Linked DNA regions of Homo sapiens: all the other regions are linked to region 2. The links are chromatin loops, found by intact Hi-C in ENCODE. Cell type or tissue: Calu3. All regions are shown on one strand. Region 1 has its middle 4.6 kb from the start of TBC1D5. Region 2 has its middle 91 kb from the start of TBC1D5. Region 3 overlaps TBC1D5 (TBC1 domain family member 5).

What was found. Peaks named below come from ENCODE experiments on the same cell type or tissue, not always from the same donor. Only the 100,000 strongest peaks of a DNase experiment are listed, where the experiment ranks them.
Region 1: a loop joins it to region 2, with 3 times the contacts of the local background. A loop is called at or near these places in 15 of 110 quality-filtered maps.
Region 3: a loop joins it to region 2, with 3 times the contacts of the local background. A loop is called at or near these places in 5 of 110 quality-filtered maps.

Annotation. Positions count from the first base shown.
Region 1 is chr3:17,745,962-17,748,461 of GRCh38, forward strand. No RefSeq gene overlaps it. Among named protein-coding and RNA genes, the nearest start is that of TBC1D5, 4.6 kb to the left of the region's middle. RefSeq lists an enhancer at 1,226-1,395 and a silencer at 1,766-1,885. In Calu3, no CTCF peak of the experiment used is centred here; no DNase peak of the experiment used is centred here.
Region 2 is chr3:17,832,690-17,835,189 of GRCh38, forward strand. No RefSeq gene overlaps it. Among named protein-coding and RNA genes, the nearest start is that of TBC1D5, 91 kb to the left of the region's middle. In Calu3, no CTCF peak of the experiment used is centred here; a DNase peak (open chromatin) is centred at 1,292.
Region 3 is chr3:17,692,357-17,694,856 of GRCh38, forward strand. All of the region lies in intron 1 of TBC1D5 (TBC1 domain family member 5), which reads right to left. Among named protein-coding and RNA genes, the nearest start is that of TBC1D5, 49 kb to the right of the region's middle. RefSeq lists enhancers at 665-1,166, 1,167-1,666. In Calu3, no CTCF peak of the experiment used is centred here; a DNase peak (open chromatin) is centred at 1,195.

The sequences.
Region 1 (2,500 bases), 87 kb before region 2:
CTCCAGTCCCCACAACACTTCTCACCTCAGATCCTCATCATCTCTATCCTGAACTACTGAGGATTAATCAAGTTCTTCCACATTGCAAAGAAAAGTCACTCAGGCATCCAGACTACCTTAGGGGTTTATTATCAGGCAAGAAGTAAGGAGATGTTGGAAAACAGCCCAGTCATCTCCCATGACCTGCATTCTGATGGTTCCCAGACTGGGAAGCCCAGGTGGCATCATAAAGAGCCACAGCAATGACCCCATCCTTTAGGCTACAACAATAGCTGTAAGGATCCAGCTTCTCTCAGGCTTCTCACGTTCTTACTCCCCAAGAGACAATCTGAGGGACCCAATGGTCCTCAGTCAATACAGAGCACCCCGACAAGGCAGAGAGTGGCCTGCAATGTAATCTAGGAAAAAGAAACAAAAGTAATCAAGCTGATGATTAATAACTCCTTAAAATACAAACTTTGTATAAAAATTCATTTTCAGTTTTGTTAGTTATAATAGAATTTGAGTTTAAGGCAGAAAAATTAAATTTGAACTAACTTCAGCATTAAAAAAATAATTGTGGGGCTGGGCACGGTGGCTCACGCCTGTAATCCCGGCACTTTGGGAGGCCGAGGCGGGTGAATCATGAGGTCGGGAGATCGAGACCACCCTGGCTAACACGGTGAAACCCTGTCTCCACTAAAAATACAAAAAAATTAGCTGGGCATAGTGGCGGGCAGGCACCAAGTAGTCCCAGCTACTTGGGAGGCTGAGGCAGGAGAATGGCATGAACCCGAGAGGTGGAGCTTGCAGTGAGCTGAGATCGCGCCACTGCACTCCAGCCTGGGTGACAGAGCAAGACTCCATCTCAAAATAAATAAATAAATAAATAAATTAATTAATTAAAAATAAATTTTGACACTTGGTTTTGCAGCAGCTTGTGTGCTAGTTGATTCTCTGCTTCGACATCTATGTGCATTCTCTGTCTTGGGACATGGCGGAAAATGAAGCAGAAAATAACACGAATGTTCTTAAAGTCTCTTGGCAAGGATCAGCTCTCTCCCAGGCCTCTGGCGATATGGACACTCAGCCTGGGACTACTGTGATCAGGCCACCATCCACATCCCTTCTCCTGGCTCTTTTCTCCTCCACTCCATTCAACTCACCCAGGTAAACTGGCCATCATTAGATCCTGAAATTGCTATGGTGGCATAGACTGACATGATAATAAGATGTACAGCCTACAGTATGGGATTGTCCAGTGGGAAGTGAAAGGGTTGTGGTAAGCATGGGCTGTGCGTGGAGCTGGCGTGCTACCCTCTGCATCATCCATGGAAATGCCCGACTCAGATCTCCTGCTGCAAGAACATAGTTGACCTTCGGCCTCAGCAGCTGCCCCACTGGATCCACTACCAAGTTCATGCTGAGGCCACACTTCTCCTGGGCTACTCCCACTCGATGATTGATTGCGGCAGGGGTATTAGTGAAGGCCAAAGGAGGATTCCTCTAACAGGCAGCTTTGGCTCAAGGATTCCCCAGTGGCATGGCCAAAACTTTCTTAGAACTGTGCCACAGTCTAAAACTCTTCTTAACAACTCTTCTATCCTTTCCCCTTAGCTTTCCCAGGTTACAGACCTGCATTGTGGTCTGAAGTCTTCACCTCTGCCCACACACACAAAGTCCAGCTCCTGCTTTTTTCCCTTTATTGGTGTTCTCTCAATAAAGCTTTTGTACACCAAAAGCTTTGATGTAAATGAAAAGGAAGTCCCAGAATGGGGTTGTGTTTCAGTTCATTTTGTAAGTCCCATTGTGGTATTTGCTTCTCAGAGGACCTGAACTGAAACACAACCCCATTCTAGGACTTCCTTTTTCATCCTCAGACTATAGCTACAGGTCACAGTTATTAGTAATATCAAGACATCTAAATTCTTTTCATTCTTTTGGGTTTTGGGTTTTGAAGAACGTTTCATCTCCTAGAGCCATCTATTAAAATGCAGCTAACCCTAGGTAGAGATAACAACAAGCTAAAGCATTTCACTGTTAAGAAAATAAGAAAGGTCAGGCACAGTGGCTCACGCCTGTAATCCCAGCACTTTGGGAAGCTGAGGTGGGCGGGTTGCATGAGCTCAGGAGTCCAAGACCAGCCTGAGCAACATGGCGAAACCCTGTCTCTACAAAACACACACAAAAAACTAGCTGGGCATGGTGGCACACACCTGAAGTCCCAGCTACTTGGGAGACTGAGGTGGGAGGATCACTTGAGCCCAGCAGGTCCACGCTGCAGTGAGACCTCGTCTCAAAAAAAATTAATTAAAAAAAAAAGAAAGATTGTTTGAGTTATTTTGACTGTAAAAATGATTAATATTGTGATAAATATTGTGAGGCTAACAATAAAAGTTTTGTGGGGTAATATGGCCATTTTGATACCCCACACACCATTCTGTGTTTCTTTTTTTTTTTTGAGACGGAGTTTTGCTCTTTTTGCCCAGGCTGGAGTGCAATGGCACGATCTCGGCTCACT
Region 2 (2,500 bases):
TTGTGGTAATTTATTACGCAGCAATAGAAAACTAACACAAGTTTTCTTTTCAGTTCTTTTTTGGGTGTTCTTCTCTACTTATCCTTTGATATGGCCATGATTTCGTCTTACTCCAAAAAATTTTAGAGAATTTTATTTGGCATTACGTAATATTTCTAAATCATTTTGGGGCCGCTTGATACCTCAATAATGAGTTTTCCGATACCACAATATTGTGTTCCATTCAAATCACACAAGACTTCTTTTATGTGCCTCATTGAGTTTTCTTTATACATATTTCTTATTAGGTTTATTCTTAGCCATTGTATACATTTCATTGGTATTATGAATGGAAATAATTTCTATTTGATTATTGTTTGTATGCAGGGAATTAATTGGTTTTTGTACATTTTCCCAGGAATCTACCACTTAATTGAATTCTATTATTAGTTCTCATTGTTTTCCATTGTGTCTCCTGGGTTTTCTATAGAGACAATGATCCAGTATTCTTTTTACAACAAACTTAAAGATACTGAGCAGAGAAACAAAAGTGTTTATATGTGTGTGCACATACTATGTGCAATGAGGGGATAATGTGAAGCCAAGAATTTGGAAAGAAATAAATAGTAAATAGCTCTGTTTTCTTCATTTCTGTCTTTGCATCATTTAGCACAGCCCTCAAAATATAGAAGATGCTGTGTGTATAGTAATTGAATTAATGAATGACCTACCTGCCTTCTAGTTTGGTTCCCTCGTCCTGCTTCAACATCTCTCTCTGAGCCAACTCTTCATGAGGTTCCACCATGTCCTGAGCTGAACCCATGTTGGGTATGACATCTGCTGAGTCCTCAGCGCTCCATGAACACAATCTAAATAAGTAAATTACTTACCCCAGAAGACCTAATGACCTGCTGGGGGAGACAATATGAGTTTGCATGTAATCTTTACAGAACAGATTAGTGCTAGAGATGGTGTATTACCTCCCTGGGCTCACATAGGGCTAGTATAAACTAGGCAAATGTACCTTCCATTTGAGCAGTGTTCCATGTATAGTATTCAGGCCTGTGCTGAGCCAGGCAGGGTATGTAATAAGGTAGTGCTTGAGGGGAAGTCAGGATCCTGCATAAAGAGAGAATCAGGTACTCAATCCAAAGGGCGAAGAGCGGCATACAACCAGACAGTAAATCTGAAAACAAGATGTACAGAAAATCTTGTCAAGAACATGGGCAAATGTCTTAACCAAAGTGGTGGTGATATGGGAATTCAGCATTTACCTGGTGCCTGGTGCATGACTCAGGGTGGAAGCAGCTGTAGAATGCTTGAAGGAACTTTGCAGGGCTGGGCTAATTTGATTGCAAGGAGGAGCGTTACTCAGAATAGAAGTTATGATTCTGTAGGCCAAGATACAGAGCTAAATTTTATTCAAGGTGCCAGGGAGACAATGGAAAGTTTTCAGCTTAGGAGTGACATGAACTGATTAACTGGTTTATTGGAATGCAGTGGTGCCATGATAGCTCACTGCTGCCTCCAATTCCTAGGCTCAAGGGATCCTCCCTCCTCAGCCTCCCAAGCAGCTACAAGCATGCACCACTATGCTCAGCTAATTTAAAAATTATTTTTGCAGAGATGGGATCTCACTACGTTGCCCAGGCTGATCTCAATCCTCCCGCCTTGGCCTCTCAAACTGCTGGGATCACAGGTGTGAGCCACAGTTCCTGGTCTCAATTTACATTTTTAACAAGCACTTTCTGTCCACAGATTGGAAACTGAGTTAGGCTGAGGGACAAGAGTGAAAGTTGAGAGAACTGGTAGGAGAAATTGCAGTGAGCAGGAGAGAGGTAATCCTGGGCTGGAGCAGGTTGGTGGTGATGGAGATGGGGACTGGTATTCATTGAGGTGTATTTGGAGGTGGACTAGACAAGAAATATTTTCTGGCCAGAACTTTGATATCTCTTATACTGAATCAACTAGATTTCTTTGTTGTTGAAGCCCTCAAAATGGAAGTGAGGACATTCCAGCAATCTGGGTGAATGGACTATCTATCTGCATGGAATTTTGTGGATGCATGAAAGGTACTTCTAGCATTGGGAAGGATGGTTTATTGCTCTGTGAATAAAGTTTTTAGTGCTAGTAAGTTTCTTTCTTTTTCTTTTCTTTTTTTTTTTTCTTTTTTTTCAGATAGAGTTTCGGTCTTGTTGCCCAGGCTGGAGTGCAATGACGTGATCTCAGCTCACTGCAACCTCCACCTCCCAGGTTTAAGCGATTTTCCTGCCTCGGCCTCCCGACTAGCTGGGATTACAGGTGCCTGCCACCACACCAGGCTAATGTTTGTATTTTTAGTAGAGATGGGGTTTCACCATGTTGGTCAGGCTGGTCTTAAACTCCTGACCTCAGGTAATCCACTTGCCTCAGTCTCCCAAAATGCTGGGATTACAGGTGTGAGCCACTGCGCCAAGCCACTAGTAAGTTTTTTTGAAGCTTTGCAGTATATTTTATTTATTGCAACATAAAATAAAATTTT
Region 3 (2,500 bases), 140 kb before region 2:
GCTGGGATTACAGGTATGAGTCACCACACCCAGCCTAAAATTTTTAATTCAGTGTAAAAGTGCAAGAGTTGAATAGAGAAAGAATTAGTGAATTAATTCTTAAAAATCCATCTAAAATGCAATTCAAAGACACAGAAAAAAACTATGTAAGAGCAGTCAAGAGATACAAAGAATAGAATAAAAGAGGTCTAAACAAAATACTTCTAAATCTACCTGTGATACAGGAGACCGTTTTTTAAATTGCCAATCCATTGGAGAGAAAAACTTTTGTAAAATGCAATGAAAATTAATTTTTTTAAAAATTATATGCTTATTAGGTAATGTCAATTAGATATAAAAGTTTCTAAATGCTTTCTCTGAATTTGTTTTTACTTCTTCACAGACCAGTAAAATCAGTTTGCAGACCAGCACTGATCTGAAGATCACAGGTTGAGTACCAATGGTCTAAAACACAAGTAGATCAGAATTATAAAAGGATATAAACGAATATAGGCCAGGCACGGTAGTTCACACTTGTAATCCCAGCACTTTGGGAAGCCAAGGCAGGCAGATCACTTGAACCCAAGAGTTCAAGACCAGCCTGGGCAACATGGCAAGAACCTGCCTCTACAAAAAATACAAACATTACATGGGCGGAGCCCCCTTGGCATATGAGGCTCTGCACTGCCCTGGGAGTGTAAAGTCCTCACCAGCAAAAAGGCTCTCATCAGATGTGAACCCTTGACCTTGGACTTCTCAGCCTTAAAGCCTAGATCCCTTCCAAGATGGCCAAATAGGAACAGCTTCAGTCTGCAGCTCCCAGAGTGACGGACGCAGAAGACGGGTGATATCTGCATTTCCAACTGAGGTACCTGGTTCATCTCATTGGGACTGGTTGGACATTGGGTGCAGCCCACGGAAGGCAAGCTGAAGCAGGGTGGGGCATTGACTCAACCGGGAAGTGCAAGGGGTCAGGGATTTCCCTTTCCTAGCCAAGGGAAGCCGTGACAGACTGTACCTGGAAAAACGTAACACTCCCACCCAAAAACTGCGCTTTGCTCAAGGTCTTAACAACCGGCAGACAAGGAGATTCTCTCCTGTGCCTGGCTCGGTGGTTCCCACACCCACGGAGCCTTGCTCACTGCTAGCGCAGCAGTCTGAGATTGAACCACGAGGCGGCAGCCTGGCTGGGGGAGGGGCGTCCCCCATCGCTGAGGCTTCAGTAGGTAAACAAAGCTGCCAGGAAGCTCGAACTGGGCGGAGCCCACTGCAGCTCAGCACACCCTGCAGCCGCTAGACTCCACCTCCGTACACAGGCCTTAGCTGGACAAAAGGCAGCAGACAACTTCTGCAGATTTAAACGTCCCTGTCTGACGGCTCTGAAGAGAGCAGTGGTTCTCCCAACACAGCGTTTGAGCTCTGAGAATGGATGGACTGCCTCCTCAATTGGGTCCCTGAACCCGTGTAGCCAAACTGGGAGACACCTACCAATAGGGGCCGACAGACACCTCATATAAGCGGGTGCCCCTCTGGGACGAAGCTTCCAGAGGAAGGATCAGGCAGGTTCTGCAATATTTGCTGTTCTGCAGCCTCCGCTGGTGATACCCAGGCAAACAGAGTCTGGAGTGGACCTCCAGCAAACTCCAACAGACCTGCAGCTGAGGGACCTGACTGTTAGAAGGAAAACTAACAAACAGAAAGGAATAGCATCAACACCAACAAAAAGGACATCTACACCAAAACCTCATCTGCAGGTCACCAACATCAAAGACCAAAGGTGGATAAAATCACAAAGATGGGGAGAAACCAGAGCAGAAAAGCTGAAAATTCCAAAAATCAGAGTGCCTCTTCTCCTCCAAAACATTGCAGCTCCTTGCCAGCAATGGAATAAAGCTGTACAGAGAACGACTTTGACAAGTTGACAGAAGTAGGCTTCAGAAGGTCAGTAATAACAAACTTTTCCGAGCTAAAGGAGCATGTTTGAACACATCGCAAGGAAGCTAAAAACCTTGAAAAAATGTTAGATGAATGGCTAACTAGAACAAACAGTGTAGAGAAGACCTTAAATGATGTCATGGAGATGAAAACCATGGCATGAGAACTACGCAACGCATGCACAAGCGTCAACAGCCGATTTGATCAACTAGAAGAAAGGGTATCAGTGATTGAAGATCAAATCAATGAAACAAAGCAAGGAGACAGGGTTAGAGAAAAAAGAGTAAAAAGAAACAAACAAAGCCTCCAAGAAATATGTGACTGTGTGAAAAGACCAAATCTACATTTGATTGGTGTACCTGAAAGTGATGGGGAGAATGGACCCAAGTTGGAAAACAGTCTTCAGGATATTATCCAGGAAAAATTCCCCAACCTAGCAAGGCAGGCCAACATTCAAATTCAGGAAATACAGAGAACACCATAAAGATACTCCTCAAGAAGAGCAACCCCAAGACACACAATTGTCAGATTCACTAAGGTTGAAATGAAGGAAAAAATGTTAAAGGCAGCCAGAGAGAAAGGTCGA